Regions from separate parts of the Mus musculus genome. Here region 2 is linked to region 1. Evidence: chromatin loops called from intact Hi-C (ENCODE). Cell type or tissue: heart. All regions are shown on one strand. Links, peaks and the distances in the headings refer to the core of each region. The heading gives the core; the rest is flanking DNA.

Region 1 (11,487 bases), core at 1,203-9,202:
AGAGACTTACTGCTGAATAAGCTCAGCCTTTCAGAAACCTCATGTCTTTCTGAACTCTGGCTGATTCAACTGGCTTAAACTCCTCTTCAAGCAGACTGATTGAATCTGGCTTCTCTCAATTTTTTACTGAATTGCTATGCTTGGCCTCAAACTAATTATAGCAACCTTTTGTAATCTTCTGATTCCTTCTCCTTCTCTTGCTCACGCTATCTTTACTGTTACTAGCTTGTTCTCTCTTCAGTCTGTCTCTGTGAAACTCTCCTGGTAACACTGCCTCCTCCTCCCTCTCTGGGCTGCTCTGCTCGCCCTCTCACTCTACTGCACTGCTCTCCACCAACTGGACTCCCTTCTTGGGCTGTCTGCCTCTTCCTTACGTAGCTTCCCTTTCCTTGTGAGAGTGGGCCATATCCTATTTTGTCCTATCTTTCTCTGATTTGTCACTTTTTCCGTGTGCCATTCAATTAGACATCACTTTCAAAACATGGGTGCGTCCTTCTGCAAACTAACTCTACCTTCACTGTCTGGAATTAAAGGTGAGTACTAAGGGTGCATCTGTATTCCAGCCAGAGGGATTAAAGGTGCATACTAAGAAATGAGCCACTCCCTAACTAGACAGAGGTTCAAATACCCTGTTAACACACGTTTCTGAAATGGACACCAAGTAAGCAAATGTCCCTCTAGAAAAGCCACCTAGCAACTCCAGGCACTTGTACCTGATGGACTGGGGACAAACTGCTTCCTATAACCTGAGTGTCAAGATTACCTCAGAGAAGTCAGAAAAATGTGCTCAATGGTATACTCTAGGGACCATAAGAACAACACTGGTAAAGCAATACACAGGGCACGATGTGGGGCAGGAAGGGAGTGGTGTGGCACCTCTGTTCCATCTGGTCACACCAACCTACAAATTCATGGAATACTCCCATTCCTGCAGTGGCTGGTCTGTAGCCCTCCCCCTTTCCTGTGGGTCAGTGGATGAACTTGAGTGCCAAGCGTTTAACCAGTTGGTCTTTCTTGGGCATCCTGAAGCTTCCTAGGAGCACCACCCTAAGTCACCCCCTGGGAAGTCAGAGGATAAATGACTGGACAGCACTATCGCTGAGGAACCATAGCTGATAACTGTCTAAGGAAATGAAGACCAGGACAGCCAGAGCCCTGCGCATCACCTAGTCTGTCAATCTGGAGGCACAGGGATCATAACAGACAAGACACTATGCCCCTCTTTGCCTCCAGCCTCCTCACTTCACCTGGCCTTACTTACTATGTGCCAAGTTGTATATGTGAGGAGAAGGAAAACAACAAAAATGGATCTGGGAGTACTATCTTTGGTTTCTTGGGGAGATGTAAGTGGCTATTTTTTAAATGCCAAATTAATTTGCATGTCTTTTTAATACCACAAACTTCTTATTGTAAAACAAAATAAAAACAAAACCAAACAGGATTATTTTTAGTGCTAAAATTCTTAAAAAGAACTTTTTCAACTTATCCAATGTAAACTGAATGTTTGTGAGAGATCTTATTACTGCTTTTACTTAACAGACTGTGGGCACTAAAAATATAAATTATGGCTAGGCATGGTGGTGCACGCTTTTAATCCCAGCACTTGGGAGGCAGAGGCAGGCAGATCTCTTGAGTTCAAGGCCAGCCTGGTCTACAGAGTGAGTTCCAGGACAGCCAGGGCTATACCCTGTCTTGAAAAAAACAACAACAAAAAAAGATATAAATTACGAAATATTGTCTATGCATTCAAAGTTTATACTCTGAAAAATATAAAACCAATAAAATTTAAATAATGAAGAAAAAGCAGAAGTACACAAAATAATATATATAAAAGCAATATACTAAATAATATTAGTGGTACTTTACCTGAAGATCCTCACACAGAAAGACAGATTCTTGGAAGCTAATGCGGTAAGGTTTTAAGGCACTTAGCTTGCCTTTCGCTCTACAAGCAGGGCAATGCCCGTCTGTTGTGACTTTAGCTGAAGCATAATTCTAAAAGAGAAAAAAGCAAATTAAAAGACATTCCTATGATAGTAAGTTATAAAAGAGTTAAATGGAAGGGTGACCAGAAAAAAAAATGTATAATTTTCCTCTAGAAGATTTCTGCCAAGACTAAACACATTTACTATCTTAAACAGCTATTATCCAAACAACATTAAAATTTGACTTAGCTTCATTCACAAGAAAAAGGAAATATCAACTGCCAAGGAAAATGTATATAGTCCATATTTTCAAAGAATAACAAACCATAAAATCTAGGCATTAGTTTCTAATTTCACATATCAATAACAGAGAGGTAAACAAATTATAATCATCTTTCGCCATTGCTGTAAGATTTCCGTGGAAGACAGAATTTTTTAGGATTTTATTCATAGTATAAAATTTTAAATTTCATTTAAATTTCAAACATAAGAGGAAAATAACCAGTTTTGCACTGAGGCCAAAAATAAGTACACTAACTTTTCCCAAGTACCCCAGCATGGGGAGTGAAGATATCCCTACATCAGTCCCTGGTCCAACCAGTGGCAAACCATTTCCAATCTTCAGAGAATCATCCGTCATTCCGAGTCATTGGCTAATTTATGTCACTTGGAACATGTCAAAATCACTAAGGATTTTTCAATGAACCCTGGAAAAAAAAAGTCAACAGGCAATTAAATAAAAATCCTATTTACTCTAAAAAGAGAGTTTGCAATTTTATAAGACAAGAGATATTAAGTATGTTTGTGAGCTACATGCTCTTGGATAAGTATATCCTAGACTCTAGTCTTCAGAACACCTCCATGTATGTAGATATGTGTAAATGTATGAGAGTGACCACAGGATACAGCTTCCTAACACACAGAACTCTCCCTACAGGTAGCTACTTGTCAGAGCAAGCTAGTCAACTAGGTTGAAGAACCTAAGCTTTCCAGTCTCTATAAAAAACCGTGTCGTTGTTACAATGAGAAAGCACCTAAGTCCTTCAGACCCACTGTTCTACCAGAGAAAGAAAGGACCTTGAACTCTGCTTACCTGTGCCTCCCAAGCACTGGGATTAAAGGCTCATAACCAGCAGAATTTAAAAAGCTACCCACAAAATATTATGTTCTTTATAAATAATCTGTATCAGAACAATAGTATAAGTATTTCTGTAAGACAAATAAATTTCACATGCATGCCTTGAGTGTATTTCCACAGAGCAGACCTATTTCCAAGATCGGAGAGCAAAAAATCATGAGACACAGCTCAATACAAGGGAAAAAAATGGACTTAAATTACAACAAAAGCAGACCTAAAAGACGTTTAAGCAAAGGTAAATTATCATGTAGCTAAGGAGTTGAAACTTCAAGCATAAGTCTTTCCAAAACCTATGGATCTGTAATTCTAGAACAACCACCTTCTGGCTCACAGATCCACTTTTAAAAACTTGTTATGTACTGGGTGAGTGTGGTCCATGTCTTTAACCCTAGCCACTAGGGAGCAAAGGCAGACATCTCGGTGAATTTGAGGCCACCTAGTCTACAGAGAAATCTGCCTCGAAAAACAAAACAAAAAACTAGTTATGCTTTTCTGTCCTGGCTGAAAAGTCTGAAAAGCCTTTCCTGTGAAGAAAACATAGTAATTCCAAAAATATACACACAGTTTGAAAGACATCTGTGCCCACTCAGGAGGAGGACGCAGGTACAAGTTAAGGCCAGCCTCAGCTACAAAGGAACTCAAAGTCTACCTGGGCTGAGAGAGACAGAGAGTCAGAGAGAGAGACAGACACACAAAGAGAGGTCAGTATTAGTGAATCTCAATTTCCAGAAGCTGGAAAAGTAATCACAACTGTTAGCTGGTTCTACTTATAACCTAGAGAATTACAGGGCACAGGAAAGTCAATGTGCTTAAGTGGTAAAAGCCTAGGCTACACACCTGGATTTGTTCTAAGAACAAAATGAAGTTGCGCTGACAAGATACTAACACCTAAGTTACAGTTACCATCTGGTCTACTTTGCTCTGAGGGAAAGAGATGTGTTGCTTCTGTCATTCTGCATTCATTCTCAGAAGAGAAACCTGCAGACTCCTAAAAAGGGTGTTGAGAAAACTTTTTATCTGCCTGAGGGTCTAGGTAACTGTGTGGAATAAGGTTCTTTCTCAATATGGAGGTAAAAATGAGAAACCTTCAAGTCTGCTTTCCTGTCAATAAAGAAGTCAAGGCATATTCGAGCATGGTGGTTGATGCACGCCTTTAAGCCTTTTAATTCCATTGCACAGATCTCTCTCAATAGAACTACTGCAGATTTCTGTGAGTTTCAAGCCAGCCTGTTTCACACAGTGAATTCCAAGCCAGGAAGGTTTATATAGTGAGACCCTGTCTATGGAAGGAAGGAAAGGAGAGGGAGGGAAGGAGAGAAGGAGGGAGGAGACCCATTAAGATGGTAGTAGAAACACTAAACAATATTAAGAAATTCCCCCTCCCCAAAGAATATTCAAGTTTTAAAATACCAGAAGTAGACTCTTGGGGTTTTTCAAGCACTGTATTATACACAAAACCCCGGGGTGGGTCTCAAATTTCAATTTGTCTAGGAATAAATTACCTTCATTATCTTTTCTCCAAGTGTAACTGCTAGCTCCTCCCTGTACAGTATCTAAATTTTGGCATCTTTTGGGTTTCCAAATACAGACTAGAAAGTTTGTGCCGTCTACTCACTCTCATCTCCCATGTTTGCACAGTAGGCGCCATCTAAACTCGTGAACGAGGCTTTGGAAATGTTTCGAACTTGTCTCTCTTTCCATTCATATCACTGTCAAAATGACAGCTCCGCTTCAAACCACCTATTTAATCCAATCTGATTGTAGGAAGTCCGCCCAAACAGCTCAGTACATCCTAAAGATTATGACATGAGCTTATTTCAAGGAGAACAACCAAGGTTTTCCAGTGTTCATCTCCGGCACTTTTCCTCTTACCTACGCCCACCACCGAGCCCCCACCTTCAACGTAGGTAAGTCGCATTCCGGAGACCTTAATGGGAGATATCAGCCCAGAATAGATCCATTTAGCAGCCAATCACGAGAGGGATTTAAATTTAATTCACTGCATGTGTAGAAACTATTACAGGTATTCAAAGGGCCTGGAACCCTTCGGAGCTTTATCTCTCGGCTCTGCATATGAATTTTCAAGGCCAGCAGACTTAAGCCCCAGCGAAGGGATAGGCTTTACAGAGCCCAATACTGCTTGGTACCCAGTCCAGCTTCCCGAATTTGAGACGGATGGGTCCACGCGAACTGAGCTTCAAAAGCCTACCAAGGAAGTCCAAGAGGCGCGGCGTTCCGTTACCCAGCCCATCTCCACGCTCTTCGTGGGGCGGGCACAAACTCTGGTTTCTCTTCAGCGTTTACCTCTTTGAGCCTAACCGGAACCTGAAGACCCAGCCTGCACCTCCATCCTCCACCTTGCCCACCACAACCTCGTTCCTACCCCATCTTTTCAGCGCGCCAACGACCCACCCCGGGCACTCCAGCCGTCCCAATTTCTACTTCCCGAGGGAACTACTGTCTTCCTTACCCTCCCGAAGTACGCTCCTTCTTCGCATACAGTGGACCCGAACTCCTCTTCCAGCTTGAGGTCCCCACCATCTAACCGTAACGTTCAACCCACGTTCCCTCGGACGGCTCCTCCCCCACAGCCCTCTCCGCCAGGAAAGCAACTTCCGCCTGCGAGTCCGCCGCCCAAGAGCTACCCCACAAACACTTTCCTGCGGCAGGCAGCCCTGCTTGAGAGCACGCGGGCAGGGCCGGGGAAGGGGAAGACCAGAGCACTTCCGGCAGGGCTCCGCAGAGGCGTGGCTTGCCCGCCCAGCAGGCGCAGGCGCAGTGGGAACTGCGGCGACAGGGCGGGGCCCCTCGCTACAGAGCCTGCAAAGTGTGAGTCGGGAGGACGGGGGAGGGGGAGGGGGAGGGAGCTGGAGGGGGTGGGGCAGGCTTGGTTCTGGAAGCTGCTGGAAAGCGCTGGAGTGGCGGAGGTGACGCCAGAGGCTAGGGGGCGGGGCGTGATTAAAATTAGTGCGCGGCCTTCAGCGGAGGGATTACGCGGCAGAGGAAGGAGAGGTCGCTGGGCGGCTGCCTGCCTGGCGCGCAGGCGCAGTGATGGGCCTCCCTGGCGGGCCGTCATGGCGGACGCCACGACGGGCTCCCATAGTTGGTTCTTTTCGGCCCGCGCGCCACCACCCTACGTGTTCACAAACGGTTACCACACACGGAGCTGCCCCTCCCTTCTTCCCCAAACCCATCCTTGGAGGCCACTTTTTCTTTCTTCCCTCTCTGATCTGCTCACGGTAAGGGGGGTAGCGAAAGACGAGCACTTGACCCGGGGTGGCACTGAGCAGCCGACCCGCGCATCTCAGCAGCCGCCCTGCCTCCTTGAACTTCAGAGAGGGGAGAGCTCAGTTGCTAAGTTTTAAGAACTGCCTTCGTAGAAAGGTCATGTGGTGTCAGGGAGGTCATGACTGATCGCGTCCATGAGGACATCCTATTCTTGGAGTCCTTTGCATAGACTGTTTCCGTGGCCTGGGACTACAATTTGGGATTTTTTCTGGACCTTACAGGAATCATGACTGGCATTTTGGATTGCGGTCCTGTAGGGTTTCATTAGTGGTCTTAAACGACCATGTTCTGGCAGAATACTGATAATTTTGGTAGCGTGCAATGGGGGAAACAAGTCCGCTGTAGGAAGAAATTATTCAATAAAAGAATTTCAGTTTGTGGTACTTAGGAATGGAAATCGCTGAGCGTTCCAACAGAGACTTTGTTAGGGTTTTTTTTCTCCTCTCTCATGACGAAAATAGACTGGTTAGGTTTTGCTTTTTTTTAATTTTATTTATCTTTGCATTTACACTACATACTGTACTGGTATATTTGTTGTAAGATCAAACAAGTAAGATTTCTTTTTGTATGGATTATGAGGTTTTTGAGAAAGTATTTCTTCCTGAGAGAGTAGCCAAGATTAATAGGATTGTTTTCTTATTCAACATGCTATTTCCATTTTTAGAGTGGAGTACACTTCCCCTCCCAATAAACACTTGCTGAATGTCAGCTCATAAATTGAATGATCTAGTTGGTTCAGTTAAAATGTAACCCGACTTTTGAGGTGTAAAGCAACATCCACAAACAACTAGAATAAAAATAAAAATGGATTATTGCTGTCTTTAATGAAAAATTTATTAAAACAAAATTTTTGGCCAGAAAAACTTAATAGTGACAAACAAAATGAAGATGGAATATGGCGGGTCGGGGAGGGGGGGGGAGAAAATTCCCAATTTACTTCAGGTTAATAATAGTCCCCAGCTGAGAAGATACCATGTACTTCTGTGTATTCTTTCCACAGTATGCAGAGTGCCTGTTTTTATATACATTGGTCCCATAGAGAGTATAGTTAACCTCAGTAAACTAAAGTAGGTTTATCTATTTCCACTTAGAAATTCATATTCAATAAATGGAAGCTTTTATTTAACTAATAATTAATTAAGCTGCAATAGGAATACAGTGCTCTGCAGATCATTTTGTGAGCTCTTGTTCTTTTTTTCTGTTGTATTCCTTAACTGAAAACAAACCTTTAGCACCAACCTGGGATATAAATGCTACCTCTAAGCCAGGTATGGTGGACACCTCTGTAAGCCCAGCACTCAGGAGGACCTTGGGTGGAAGCCAGCTTGGGCTATATAACAAATGAGTGCTTAGAGTTGAGACTTGTCCTAAAATCAAACCCTGCGGTGGTTGTGTATTCTGGTCTCATTGACAATTTACTGGACTGCAGAAACGACTTCCATCAGTAAGTTATTCTCCCTGCAGTAATGAGGGCCTGAACTGGAAGCCCCAGCACTTTGATAAAGCTTGGCCCAACTGTATGCATCTGTTATCCCAGGCTGGGGGAGGTGCAGATCTGTGGATCCCAGGGGCTCACTAGCCACTCAGCCTGGCTGAATCTGTGAGCCCCAGATTCAGTTAGAGACCCTGTCTCAAAAAGTAAGCCGAGAGAAAGGAAGACCGTTAGCATCCACCTCTGTCCTTCACCTGTGCACCATGTACCCGGGCAGCCTGACTTTCCAGAGTACAGTCTATAATCCCTTTACTAAATCTTATCTTCAGAAAGCTGGAAAAACCAAAAGCTCTTTGGTAGTAAAAACTGGTGCAAACCAATGAGATACGTGAGCTTTCTCCTGTGTATTTCATTGAAACAACATTAATAGGTTTGATTGCTGTGTGCTGCTGTTGGCCGCTGGCATAAGGGGTTTTCTATAATGGTTGAGTTTATAACTTCCCTCCTCTTTGTTTTGCCAGTACTGGGAAATGAATCCGGACATCACACCCGTGCTGGGCAAGTACTGTACCATTTCCCCAGATCTTTTTTTTTTTTTTTTTTTTTTTTTTTAATTTGAGAAACTGTTTTACAAAGTTTCCTTGGCTGGCCTTGAACTCACTGTGTAGGCCAAGTCAACCTAGAATTGGTGTATTCATGCCTCAGTCTCTCGAGTGAGATTTTAGTTACTGTTCTACCAGGCCCCACTATAATAACCTTTTAAGTCTCCAACTCTTAGGTGTTAGTAAAAGAATTATCGGCCTATATTTATATTTGGCAAGTTCTCTCGTACAAGGCATTTGTTTAAAAAAATTAATTCGAGGCATTATTTGTTGTCAATGAGTTCAAGTGAGTTAACTATGGGGAACATTCTACTCGTGTACAATTATTGGGATGTGCAGAGCTTATCCATTAGGCCAAAGGTTGTAGTCGTTGTCCCAAGGTATTGTTTTGTTCTCTTAGAACTTTTAAGTAAACTTACATGATATCTCATAATGCATCCACACTTACCTGGTTCTTTTCCCCAAACGAGCAGATAAAATATGAGTCACAGAGTAGATACTGGAGTATCTGGTATCTAATTCTGTCTCTGGCTGTGTACTTTATACAGGTTGTTTAAATTTGGTGCCCTGAGAACATCTATACAGTGACAAGTTTGGAGCAGATAAATAGCTCGAGGAAAGTCCCTTATAGTTGTGATGTCACCTGCAGATACTTTCTTGAGACTACCACTAAGGACATTGTCCATCTCAACCTACACTGCCTTCTTGCTGGTCAAAAGTCACTGCTTAAATTGAGTAGTACATAGCTCAGACTTGGCACAATGAGTCTTCATGCTATACCTGTCTCTCAGTCACCCTGCCTAGGATCAATAGAAGCTGAGGGGGCGGTGCATGCATATAGAGGCAAGTAAAGTGCTATTAGGATGTGGCTTGTGTCCTGCCTTTTAATGAGAGTGTTGCATAGTATGCCCCTGTTTGCCTTACATGTTCACTTGTCTCAGAGGTGGCTTTCTGTCACGGTGTCAGTCCGCTTCGGATTTATTTGGGTTGCTTAGGTTTCTTTCAGAATCTGTCTTGGTTACTTGTCTTGTTGCTGTAACAAAAATGCCCTGATAATGGCAATGCAGGGAAGAATGGGTTTATTGTGACTCACAGTTTAAGGTTAGTACATCTCCTGGGGACGTCACTGCAGCAGGGGCTTGAAGTCGCTGGTCACAGTCCTGCACCGTCAAGAAGCAAAGAGCTAAGTAGATAGATTAAAGTGGAATAAAAATGTAAAGCATTGTACAATAAATGATATACTCATCATTTCTCACACATGTGAATCTCTGTGTGTCCTAAACAGTAGCATAGCTACTTCTGTCTGCCATGGCTCATACATGCCCTGTGCCTGCGTCATGAGAGTGGGAGAGTGGTGTTAATATCATACCTGACTCTAAACAAAATTGATTAATCACATCACCTGAGTGGCATCATCATTTGAAACCAGAGGAACAAAGAGCTGTGTTGAGGGACCTCTACCCAGACAACTTACATATCTTTGAACATCGCAGTCGTGCAGCACAGCAAGAGTGGCGGTGAGCGTGTGACGGTGAGCGTGTGGCGGTGAGCGTGTGGCGGTGAGCGTGTGGCGGTGAGCGTGTGACGGTGAGCGTGCAGGGTGGAGATGAGTTAGCAGCAGACCGTGGCTTTCGAGAGCATGCTCAGCAAATGCTATTTAAACTGAATTTTTCTTTTAATGGTCTTGCTCTACATGTGTAGTTGGATTTAGAAGGCAACTTCTTCGTGCTGCTACTTTATTAAAGATTTATTTTTTATTTTAATTATGTGTGTGTTGGTGCAGATGCCTGAGGACTGGAGAGGTTTTGGATTCCCTGGGGCTGGAATACCAGGGAGTTACCGGAAGTTGTAAAGCAGCTCATGTGGGTGTTAGGAACTGACCTGTTATCCTCTGCCAAAGCCACCTCTCCTGAGCATTCCCGCTCTGAGACAGAAAACTAAGCCAGAAGGAAACAGTGTATCTAAGTTTGTACATTAAACTGTCAGACCTGAGGCTGAAGGCTGCATCCTCTAACTTCCAATCCGGAGCTTTTTATTTTTTTTCAGCCTACTACCCACCCCCAAAGCTGAGCTGAGTGTGTAGCTCCCTCCCATTGTCAGAGTGCTAAGAGCTTAGACTGAACCAGCCTGGCCTTCAGAAATGAGCCCTGCATACTTCAGTGAGAAAACAGCATACTATAGGACTTTGAGTAAGGCCTGAACGTAATCATGCAGCATGCTGATTAGCAATCAGGAGTTCTCTACATTAAAAAAAAAAAAAATTAAACTCATATAGAGAAACACTTTCTTAATTGGGACATAGTTGTCACTTCAAGATGAATTTATCAGTCAGAAATACTGGACTGAATTTAGGGCTTTTTAGAAATAGATTGTCTTACTCTCCAAGAGTTCATGCCATCATTTGGTTTAGCCAGGAAATTTAAATCAGGAAATTGCCAAGAAAAAATATGAAAAAAAAAATAAACAAAGTAAAATTGAAACTTACCATAAAATCAATTTGACTATTTTAGCTAGGTTGGTAATAAACAAATAGCAAGATCATAGTTTAGTCTTATGACTAGACTCTAACTTCCTATAATCTGGGCGCTAGTAATTGTTTAATGAATGATTTAAAACAAAACTAGAATGGGAAGAAATTGTCTTTTATATATATAAAGTAATTTTAAATTATTGACTTTAAGTTATTAGCATCTTTACTGTGTGATTCCCAGAACTGTTTCACGAGTCAGCATTGGACTGTGGAGCTGGAAAGATGGCTTTAAAAACCCTTAGGTTTTAAATCTGGCCTGCTTTTCAGTGGCGTACTCCAGCTTCTTTACTCGTGCTGTGCCACCGCGTGCTCTAAGTAGTGCAGACTCCTCTCTTAGACTACGAGAGAGGCGGGGATGCATCGGCTGGGAGACACAGCCTGCCTTCACCTGGCACTTACTCCAGACCAAGTACTAAACTTCTCCAAGGCTCAATTTCATCTAGAAAATGAAGATATCTACCAGTCCCACTTCTGTCATCTAGCTAGTATTGTAATCTCAGGAAAATTATTTCACACCTCTGAGCCCAGGTTTCCCATATAAAAAATAAACTTATCTTAAATAAGATAACACG
Region 2 (11,487 bases), core at 1,399-9,398, 280 kb after region 1:
GCCAGTGCCCTTCAGGTCTCAGTGCTGTTGTGGTGATGCTGATGCTATGGAGCTGATGCTGATGCTGTGGAGCTGATGCCGTGGTGTAGACAGAAAGCTCAGTTGGAGCAGGGTGGCAAGCGCAGAGGGCCAGCTTCTAGTGCAGGTACTGCTGTCAGTTCACAGGAAGGTGAGAGTCCAGATGTCAGAAGGGGGAGAGCATCCTGTTGGGCTTTGTTCTGGGTTTTTGAGGTTTCATTTTTTTTTAGGTAAGCTCTCTGTAGGAAACGTCTGTCTCCTGCTACAAAATATTTGAATCTTGGAAATCTAGGTATTTATTACTGCGTGTGCCCAAAATCTTTTAAGATTTATTTTTGTGTTATGTGTGTAAATGCTTTACCTTCTTATATGTCTATACACCAGTGACCAGAAAAGGCGTCAGATCCCTGGGAACTGGAGTTACAGATGGTTGTGAGCTGCCATGTGTGTGCTGGGAACTGAACCAGGGTCTTCTGCAAGAGTGACAGTGCTCTTAACCACTGAGCCGCCTCTCCAGCCCCCTAAGTTTGGCTATTTCTATGTTTTAGAAAAGGCAGCTGAAAATAGGCATTCTAATTCATTAGAGACAGAAGCAGGAGAACTGCAAGCGATGCAGAGTGAAGCCGGAGTACATGCACTTCCACACTTGCATGAAAGCTCTCTGCCTCTCTGCTTTCCCTGGTGGTTGCTGTCTGCTGCTGAGTGCCACCTATGGGCAGGCATTCTCCTCAGCTCCTAGGAATCCTGGATTCCCAGTCCCCGCAGCGTTGAGTTGAACTTTTGGCTACACTGAGCAACTCACTCATGTGATAACGCCTCCCACAGCTGCTGGCTTCCCTCCTCACCTTTGTGACACTTGCTGTTGGCTGTCTCAGTTGGAACTCTCCTCCCTCTCTTCTGACTTCGCTGGCCTTTACAAGGCTCCATGTCCTTCTCTTCCTTCTGTGACTGTGGCCTCTTCTCTTGCGTCCTCCTCTTGTGTCTAGCCCCAGCCCCCATGCTGCTCCCGATGCACTTGAGCTTGACATCACTGGTGCCCACCGGATGCTGACAAGCAAGAAAGGTCTTTGCCATGCAGTGCCTCCTGTTCTGGGAAGTCTGCTGCCTTTGCACAGCAGACCAGTGCCAGCTCTGAGGGCAGAGGGGGTCTCCTCTTAGCTCTGCCCCTCAGGGGCCCCGAGGACAAGTTGCCAACTTCATCTTCCCTCTGTAAATGGAGATCATTGTGGCAGTCACCCCGTGCGGAGGCTGTAAGGGTGAAGTGGCTTAGTGCCTGGAGAGTGTGAAGAGCAGCATGGCCCGGCAGGGGGCCAGGACAGCTGTGCAGCTCCCCACGACTCTCCAGCAGCTCACGACACCCTTCCTTTGTCTTTGCTCAGAGGATTCCAGAAGTCCAGCCTATTCTATCCTTTTGTACAGACTACAGGCATGCCTATTGTTCACCCCCCCCCCCCCCCCCACACACACACATCCACACCCAGACATGCCCCTGGGACTTGATCAAGCTCGACTTGCATCCCCAGCACCAAGAACAATGTGTGGTGCAGAGTAGGTTCCAGAAGTATTTCCTGAAGGGATGTGCGCACACCCCACTCCGAGTCTCTGCCCCTTATTCTCCCTTTCTGCTTTGCTTTCATCCCTGCTGACAAGGATTTGGTGGTTGTCACAGTGACGGTCTGCTAGTGATAAGCTATCAGTTTTTATTTTTAGAATATCCATCTCTTCTGTCGCTCTTTAATGGTAGTTCAGTGTAGACTACCAGGCTGGTATTTATTCACTGTGCCCTGATGACTAGCTAGCTAGTTGCTCTGTGGTTTTGAAAAACGGCATGCTAGTACACTGTCAGTCTTTTTGACCATCAGGGCCAAGATATGTGGCACTGTGCAGCCCTATCAAAACCTCTTTTTAAAGAGGCCCCCTGAGTCTGTTGCTTACACAGCCTAGAAGTTGTCACAGAGTCCCCACAGTGAAGCATGACATCGTGCAGTGATGCGGCAATGGACAAAGAAATACAGAGTGGAACCAGGGTGTCCTCTGGGACGCTGGCAGAGTCTGTTACACATGTAATCTCCAACTGCAGTGAGGTGGAACTGAAGACGTAGAGAGCACACGCATGCTTCCCACAGGCGTGGGGCTTGCCACAGATCCCACCGACAGCTGGTTGAGCACTTCATCAGAACAGTGCGTGCCAGGTCAAGCTCTGCCGCAGCCCTCGGAAGGCAGCGCCTGAACAGGCTAGGAAGGACTCTTAGGTCATACATAGCTCACCAAGCCAGATGCACGCGCTTGCTCGAAGAAGACTGGGGGGGGGGGGGCGGGGGAGGCTTCTGAGCAGCTGCTAAGTAGCAAGCCGAGTCAGGACTGCCTCAGGATTCATGGCAAGGCCTCCCAGGCAAGCCCAGCAATGGCAGAACCTGCAGGCAGCTGTAGGGGCTGGGCTCGCTGATGGTGAGCAGAGGCTCCGTGCTGGAGCAGGGTCTAAAAAGCTGGACCACAATGACAGTCACTAGATAGCAAGCACAGCTGCCAGCAATAGGAACAACCCGTGTGCTGAGAGGAGAGAGAGTCTTGTTTCATTGTCTTGGCCGAGGCCCTTGGCCGATGCAGGAAAGACATTTCTGCATACACAAAACACACAAATAAATAAAGCAGAACTCTACCCAACCACTTCCTATCTCTTCCTCAAAACAGAAAACAGTAAAAAGACAAGCCTGGCCCCTCCCGAAGAACAACAGCAAGCTTCCATTGAGATACTAAAGGCTTGGGCTTTTATTTTATTTTCTGTGCTAGATGTTGACCCCAGGGCTTGGTGTGTGCTGGGCAGGTGCTCGCCTACTGAGCTGACCCCAAATGTGCAGTGCTCTAGACAGCAATTTATCCTTATGCTTCTCATTCTTCACCAGTCTCTTCAAGTTCTTTTTCCCCTTTGGTTTTGGTTTTCTAAGACAGGATTTCTCTGGGTACCCTTGGTTATTCTGGAACTCCGTAGACCAGGCTAGCCTTGAACTCAGAGATCTGCCTGCCTCTGCCTCTGCCTCTGCCTCTGCCTCTGCCTCTGCCTCTGCCTCTGCCTCTGCCTCTGCCTCTGCCTCTGCCTCTGCCTCTGCCTCTGCCTCTGCCTCTGCCTCTGCCTCTGCCTCTGCCTCTGCCTCTGCCTCCTCTGCCTCTGCCTCCTCTGCCTCTGCCTCCTCTGCCTCTGCCTCCTCTGCCTCTGCCTCTGCCTCTGCCTCTGCCTCTGCCTCTGCCTCTGCCTCTGCCTCTGCCTCTGCCTCTGCCTCTGCCTCTGCCTCTGCCTCTGCCTCTGCCTCTGCCTCTGCCTCTGCCTCTGCCTCCCGAGTGCTGGGATTAAGGGTGTGCAGCACTACCACCGGCTGTCTCTTCACAGGTTTACTTGATTGGTAGACTGTTTAAGGGACTAAGAATGTCGTAGAAGCAATAGTGTGATACAACTTCAGTTTCCAAAGTATCTTCTGGTCATTTTTCTATGACCTCTTCCTCAGTTCCTCTCACACTGCTGTTTGTTTATTTCTGTCTTCCCTGGGGTCAGCAGCATCACTAGCTGTGTACTAAAACGGCTCTCCAATAACTGTTGAACTAGACTACACTCAGGATGGAGGTGTCAGTGCGGAGCCTTAGAGACGCCTGTGCGGTTCTCAGCAGCACCTGCGAGGTTCTCAGCAGCTGTTCTTATTCTTAGCAGAGCCCAGCAGTATGAATATGCAATGGGCTTTTTTGTTTTGCTTTTGTTTGTTTTATGTAATGGTTACTTTCCTCATGCCTGTGACAAAATCCTAATGAGGAATGACTTATTTTGACTCAGGTATCTGGGGATTTCACATCATCATGAAAGTTAAGGCATGACCACAGGAGTCCAGGTAGGCAGAAGCGGGAGGCAGCTGCTCATGTGACTGGCCAAGATGTGTAGACGAGATAGGGCTGCACTCCAAAAGCATCAACACACCCCAATCAACACACTCCCATCAGCCAGGCCTCGCTTCTTAAAGGTTCCACAACCTTCCAAGGCTGTGCCACCAACCAGGGACCAAGTGACACATACCCATAAGCCCGTGGGAGTCTTTTTACATTAAACCATAGCATTAGCATTGCATTAGAACTGCAGTGTCTTAGTGCTTCACTGCTCCTTGCTCCATTTCACTGTTCCTTCATCCAGTTCTCGTCTTGTCACATACACTATTACTGTGCTGCCCTCTATGAGACCAGGAAGGAAACCCAGAGATGAATTAAAGCCCTAAGCCTGCAGGGCACGCTGCAGCCGTGGGAAGAAGGAAGAGCTGGGGGTGCGGGAAGCACGGAGGGAAACTGACGTCCTGGGAGGGGGTAGGAGCACGGTGGGATACTGATGTCCAGTCAGGAAGTGGCTTCCTGTGGCCCTGAACTCAGAGCAGCTGTGATTACATGCACTAGATCTTCACAAGACTGAACCCTTCAGCACCCTGTCATGGGAGGGGGAGGGGCCCTAGGACCCCACTCACCCCCCATTTAATAGACTTTCAGTGGTGTAGCCATTGCTCAGGTGCACATGGTCCTATGACCAACTCTAAGGCAACTCTTCTATTGGAGCACACACACACATGCACACTGGGGGATGAGGGAGAGAGGGAGGAGAGGAGCTAGTTTGAAAGAGCACAGGGGTTAGTGGAGAGCAAGAGGGTGATTAATGAGGGGTGTGACCAAAGCACATTATGTACACGTGTGACAATGTCACAATGGATCCATTAGTATGTATAATTAATAAATGCTAATGAAAACATCAGGAAAGGGGAGAGAGCTAACATCCGCTTCCCTTGAGTCTAGAGATGGGGCAGTCACTGTGCTATTGAGAGGAAGAAGCCGTTGCACACAGGATCAGAACAGCCACAGATGTCATGCGGGGCGGCAGGGGAAGGCAAGGAGATGGGATGGATGGTTTGAGAAAGGAAGCGATGAAGTGATAGAGCCCCCACCCGGAGTGCTGCGCCCAAGCGCTGTGCCGAGAAGCCCCAAGGCTCAGCCTTCCATGGTGGAAGCCAACAAAATGTGCTGCCGTGAGCACATTGGTTTCGCGTCTGGATTTATTGAAATTGCTACTCACACCTGTAGTTCTATCATCATTTTTGACACTCACTAGCCGTGGATGTATTTTCCCACATGAATGGCTTTGTTTATAAGAACGTCGGTGCTGGGCCCTGCCATTTGTAATTTGCATAGTGAGATGCCGACCTCTCCAGCACAAGTGGAGAATGTTTTCTTGGTTATAAAGAAGAAAATGAACTACACAGCCCCACCCTTTACTGAAAAGGCTTTAGCTGTTTCTAAGTTGACTCTTCCTGATTTGAGAGTCAGTTGAGTGCAGCTGCTGAGGTTAACAGGTGGACGCAGGTGCCCTCTGTTGGTGGTAGTTGTTACTTTGGCAAAGTATCCATGTGTGTCACCTATATTTAATAATTGTTCCAACCACTCTACGGCAGGGGAAATTGTGACAGTCTCGTGAGTAATACGGCTTTGCATTCCTTGTCTTTGATTAATTTTTTTTGTTTGTTTGTTTGTTTTTCGAGACAGGGTTTCTCTGTATAGCCCTGGCTGTCCTGGAACTCACTTTGTAGACCAGGCTGGCCTCGAACTCAGAAATCTGCCTGCCTCTACCTCCTGAGTGCTGGTTTTAATTGATTAATTGTTATTTAACTGTCTTTTTTTTTTTTGCCAGAGCACCCCCTCAAATCAGGCGTCCAAATCGCGAAGTGAGGCCTCTGCGGAAAGACGTGGGGGCAGGAGCCCGGGGACTCGTGGGCCGAGCACACCAGATATCGAAGAGTGACAAACCTGCAAGTCGGGACAAGGACTATAGAGCAAGAGGGAGAGATGACAAGGCAAGGCTCTGATTCATTCACTCGCAGTGGAGCTTTGGTGGAGACTGGAGCTGGGGATGAATCCTCAGGGTTCCTCAGGGTTCTTTATATTTCAAAGGCCACACTGCAAGGCACATAATGTCAGAGGGGTAGTACGCACACACAGACACACACAGACACGCAGAGTTACAGATGTGTTTGTTGAAGTATGTGCGCGCACACACACAGAGTGGGATAGCAGGCATATTTAGTTAAGCAAATGCACACACACACAGAGTGGGATAGCAGGCATATTTAGTTAAGCAAATGCACACACACAGAGGTTCTCAGTGTATTAGTAAAGTGGACCTTTGTGGATTACACAAAAGAAAGGAAGACCAGGAGTGACCCTGGCCCTGGGTCCCCTGAAGGCTCCATCCATGAATGGTCCATGAAACAGTCCTGCTCCCCTTTCAGAGTAAAATCTAAGGTACATGAGTGCTCCAGGCCTCTCCCACTGAGGGGTGGAGTCGGGAAGACCCGCCCTCCCTCATCCACCATCGAAGGCTGGATTGGACTTGAGGAAGGAAACCTGCCACTGAGGCAACCTAAGATTTTACATGTGACTCTTCAACGGAGGACAAGGCGGGTGAACCCGTGGCAGCAGCTGTCAGAGCCACACTTGTTCCTCCAGGGTTATAAATGACTTCTCATTTACAATGTTTCTGAGTAATTGTCTGTCTTACTCTGTCAGTGACAAGCTGAGTACTCAGACTATCAGTGGAAAATCAGCCTTTCTTATTTCTACGGCTGACGAGGAGGTAGGAGAGCTACTCTGAGTCACCACAAAAATAAAAGGAACTACTTTTAAAAACACAAACACAGAAGTGTCATGCTACCTGAAAGGTGTAGTTGTCTCTGATCTGATTATCACAGCAGAGACTAGAGTTTCCAGGGCTGCTTTGAAAGTAAAGATGGAGAGATCACAAGGGCTGTTACAGACTCCCTTTTCAATCATGAGATTGGCAGGTGGCACTAACATAATGAAATGAACTAGTCCAGAAATGAGACTGTATTGCCTAAGATAAAGATAGTCTTAGCTTGAGACTATTTGGTTAACTGAGTGTGCAAGCATGTAGTCCTAGCAGCCCCTGTCTGGGGCATGACAAGGTGTTTAATGCCAGAGCTGTTAAAGCACACGTGGAGGGCACAGAAGGGCTTATCTGCTTTTTGTTCCCTGTGTTGAATCCTACCTCTCTCCCCAGTAAGATCTCACTTTTAGGCTCAGTGTGGTGGTGCACAGCTTTTATCCCAGAGCCCAGGAAGACAAGCAGGCAGAGCTCTGTGAGTTCAAGGCCAACCTGGTCCACATTGTAACTTATACCCTGCCAGAAAAATAAACAAAAGAAAAAATTAGTTATATACATATGTTTGTATAATCTCATAGTCTAATAGATTATTAATTTGTGTATAGAATTCTGAAAGTTGCTTCTATTACTTTATAGGTCTAAAAAATGAGGATAAAAGAAATGTATCTTGGGCCCATTAGAGGCTCAGCAGGTAAAGGCCTTTATGATAAATCACATCCTGTCAAGGGTCCCTGCATATCAGCTTTAGCTGTGTTTAGGACTGCACTGTGGAATGCCACGTAGAAGCAGTGGGAGCCGTGCTCTCCCCAGGGGCCGTGGCTTTGGTGTTGCTCTGACACTTTGGAAGCTGTGTGTGTTGGTTTATTCGGTCCCTCCCGTCATCTATGAGCACAGCCTGTGTCCTGCTAACAGCTGATGGTGCTGTGGGCTGGGACTTGCGCCCAAGTTTTAGATCACGATGTGACACAGTGTGAAAGCTTATTTTAATTATTTTTTAAATAGAATTCAGGTTAGAGTAGGATGACTTACATATCTCAGCATACTTCTATATTGACTTTAATTTTCCAAAAAATACTGGTAAATTTTGTGAGAAATTACATCCTTTTTCCCCCCATTTCTTTTTAAACTTCTGATAGGCTTCAGACTAGGTCTAAGCATACAGTGCTGTTGTTTGTTTTTTAAATAAGCAACAGTCATTTTGCACAACGATTTGCTGTTGGGGCCATATTTCTTTTTAACCCTGAGGGCCACAGGATTGTCCACATAGCTAGTATGTAGCATAACTTATTAGTACATTTTATTAGCTATGTACTTTGTTAGTCATATAATGAATATAAATGAAAATATAAACTAATAAAGTGTATCTGGCTGTCATCCCAGCACTCAGGAGGCTGACACAGGATGTCATGAGCTTGGTGCCATTGGGCTACAAAGTGAGACTTGGTCTCAAATAAAGGACTCCTGACTGTCATCTGGTTATTTCTCATTGCAGACAGGAGTGGCACAAGCAGCTAAGCTGTGCTTTTAGTGTTATTTGAACGTACCCAGTGCCTTTGGACTGTTTGGAATGCTATAATAAAACACTAGGTCATTTTATAAAGCTGAACCTTAGGCAGGCAAAGGCATCTCTAGGCCCCATCTCTTAATGGCAGCGTACTGGAGACTAGACTTTGACTTGACGGTTGGAGGAGCCTGTATGTTCAGACTATATAGCACATGGAAAAACTGAATTTACCATATTATCATTTAAGCTTACAGTCAGTATAGATGCATGCTGAGAAATGTGAGTTAGCCTGCTTTAACCTGGACTCTGTTTAAAAGGATGTATCTCTTTAGCATGAGATAGAGGAGCACTGGTCATCTTCACCAAGAATTAATCGACAGTAAGTTATACTTTCACAATTCTGAGAATCAGAGTTTTATGTAGAAATAACAAATGCTTTTTTAATTTAGAAAGGATATACTAAAAGTAAATATGAGTGAGTAGAAGAAATATTTTTCTGTTATCTTAAAAATAATTATGTTAGAAAGCTCAGACTCTAATGCTAGCCGTGTTGCCTTAGCTAATTTGTGGTTAATGAGCAGTGTCCTGCATGATCCCAGGGTCACGGTTACGAGTGCGTCTAAGTGAAGTTCAGATTAAAGGAGGGCCAGTTACGCTCCCAAAATTCCCTGCTCAGTTACTTGACCTAAAGTGCATTGTCTCATTACCCTGTATATAGCAAATGGCCATGGTGAATGCTGTCCTTGTTGTGTTTAGCATCGGACACAGGCGTGGAGGGACACTGGAAACAAGACTGGACCATTCTGTTTCCAACCTGCTGATTGATGAACACAAACTGTCACACATGAACAGTGACTTAAAAAGTGCATAGGTCATAATCGAATTATTTTATGAATGGTCATCTCATGTGAGGTGCTGATGTGTGCTGAAGAACTACTTTTCTGGAAAAAAACTCATGTTCATATGTAATTCAGGCACATGCATGTTCACATGTGGGTCCATGACAGACATGCTTGGCATAAGGCACATGTGGCCATTTGTCCATAATTTAAAGAAACACAGGTCCAGTGCTCTTGGTGGACTTTAGAGAACACTCTCGCTTGCTGGGCCCACTCACATCCCTGTCCCCTGTGATCGCGGCGGTGGAGGGATGCTGTGTAGCCATGGGTGCTGGCTGGTAACTTGTTTTCTTTGCTAAGATGGTAGCAAAGCCGTGAAAGGCACAGGATCTTGAAATTTGGCTCATCTCTCCATGACTTGTGCAACACTGACAAACAGAACCATTTTCAAGTGTTGGGAGAATACTCAGTTTTGGTGGGTTTTTTGTTGTTGTTGGTTTTTAGTAATGTAAAAACAATAGAAACCGCATGTGTGTATATGTGCACGTGTATGTATGGTACACATATGTACTCATGTGTGTTTGTCTAGGTGTGGGTGCCCATGCATGTGTGTGCCTATGTGTGGAGGTCAGAGGTTGACCCCAGGTGTCTATCATTCGCCACCCCACCTATGGAGACAGGGTCTCGTGCTGCCCCTAAGCTGGAGTTGGTGAGGCCGACTGGCCAGCATGCTCTGGGTCCTCCCCTGGGATTACAAGTGGCACTGCCACCACCCAGCTTTTTACCTGGGTGCTGGGCATCTGCACTCAAGTCTCCTGTGCTTTCATATGTGTGTGTGTGTGTGTGTATATATATATATATATATATATATATATATATATATATATATGTGTGTGTGTGTGTGTGTGTGTGTGTGTGTGTGTGTGTATGTATATATACACATATATATACATACATATATACACACATATGTATATATATGTATATGTATATGTATATATATATATATGTATGTATATATATATATATATATATAGTAGCTCTTGATGAGGTTTAAATGTGTTTCCCAACTGGCTTATAAAATTCTTGAAAATATAATAATTGTCTATTATAAACCAAAAAGATAGTTTCTGCAGTAACCCTTGTACCTTTCTTATCATAAAATGACCATCCCAGGTCAACAAAAATCACTGGCTTCTCAGAAGTCAGAAGCCGTGGTCCCAGTCTCTCCCAGTCTCTGCTGCTTCCTTCTTTCCTAGGGTGACCAGCGCTCTGTGTTATGACACCTTATGAGTTAGTAGCCCCTTGTTTGAGGATGCTACTGTTTTGGGGGATTCGTAGCACCTGTTTTTAGGAATTGGATTTTTGATTTTTACCTTTTTGTATTATTTTCTTTCTCTGCTTAATATGTTTATAAGATTTCTCTATGCCTTTGCTGATATTGTTAGTTAATTCTTATAATTGCACACTATCGTGCACAATTAAAAGTTTCCTTGTGTGAGTAGATTTTTGGGTTGTCTAGTCTGGAACTATTGAATAGTGCCAATTTGGATCATTTTATTCTTCTTTGGTGTGCATATGCATCAATTTTTAGTAAGTGCATATTAGGGGTATGTAACCTAAGGTTTTTCAAAACCTACTTTAATAAGGGTTCTTAAATGCTTCAACCTCCCTTCTAGCCAGCCGACCAAAGGTAGGGGAGAAAGGTTAACAGGACAAGGAGTAGAAGCAGGTCTTTGGGACAATTCCAAGCACGAATCAACCTCAGCAGTCCAGTCCAGTCGGCAAACACCACACATGATTTGGCATGAGTTTGTGCAGCAAGAAGCAGCCAGAATACCATGAGAACTTCTTTGGCAAATTTCTCTCTCTGAAGTTATAGCTTGCAAGCAGCCATCAGTGAAGACCAGCAAAGCGGCGTAAGGCGAACCAATGCAAGAGTGCCCTCCACTGTCTATGGGTTTATATCAGGTGCCCTCTCACAAGACAGCTTCCAGAAAGATATCACGTGTCTGTTCACAGCAAAACATCCTCTCACGTGTCTGCTTCTGTAAAACATCCTCTCATAAGACAGTTTCCAGAAAAACATCACATGACACTACTGAGTCTCCAAAGAAACCAGAAATGTCCACTTAAGGGGTGGGATGGTGGGGTCCTGGGAGATACCTAAGTTAGACATTGGGAGGTCACATCACATCATCAGACAGTTTTGCAAGCGGGTGTTAGCAGTTTGCACTGTGACTGGCAGAGTAGGAGGCACAGGTCTCCACACCACTGTCAGTGTTCAACATCATTGTCATCGTTGGTCTCTTGAAGGGGCCATGGTTTTACAGGAATATTTACTGTGTGTTGTATGAATACTTTATAACTTAGGAGACTGGAAACTTCTTTGTGGCTATTTTTCATCAGTGGGGTATCTTAAGGACCCTCTT

The links. Hi-C counts contacts between places; a loop is a spot of excess contacts. Peaks named below come from ENCODE experiments on the same cell type or tissue, not always from the same donor. Only the 100,000 strongest peaks of a DNase experiment are listed, where the experiment ranks them.
Region 2: it touches region 1 in a loop (2.2-fold over the local background); 4 of 42 quality-filtered maps call a loop at or near these places.

The regions. Positions count from the first base shown.
Region 1 is chr5:149,178,853-149,190,339 of GRCm38, reverse strand. It overlaps Uspl1 (ubiquitin specific peptidase like 1), which reads right to left and starts at 5,780. Exons shown (of 9, transcript NM_001115149.1): 1 at 5,534-5,780; 2 at 2,464-2,632; 3 at 1,867-1,995. The coding sequence starts at 2,565. Mm2pr (macrophage M2 polarization regulator) reads left to right here and starts at 8,304. Exons shown (of 3, transcript NR_015478.2): 1 at 8,304-8,345. In heart, for the core only: a CTCF peak has its summit at 5,725; DNase peaks (open chromatin) are centred at 5,729 and 5,909; H3K4me3 peaks cover 3,480 bases; H3K27ac peaks cover 3,072 bases.
Region 2 is chr5:148,898,965-148,910,451 of GRCm38, reverse strand. Katnal1 (katanin p60 subunit A-like 1) reads left to right here. Exons shown (of 11, transcript NM_153572.2): 4 at 5,723-5,885. Among named protein-coding and RNA genes, the nearest start is that of Katnal1, 24 kb to the left of the region's middle. In heart, for the core only: a CTCF peak has its summit at 5,416 (motif pointing left); a DNase peak (open chromatin) is centred at 1,531; H3K4me3 peaks cover 6 bases; H3K27ac peaks cover 1,548 bases.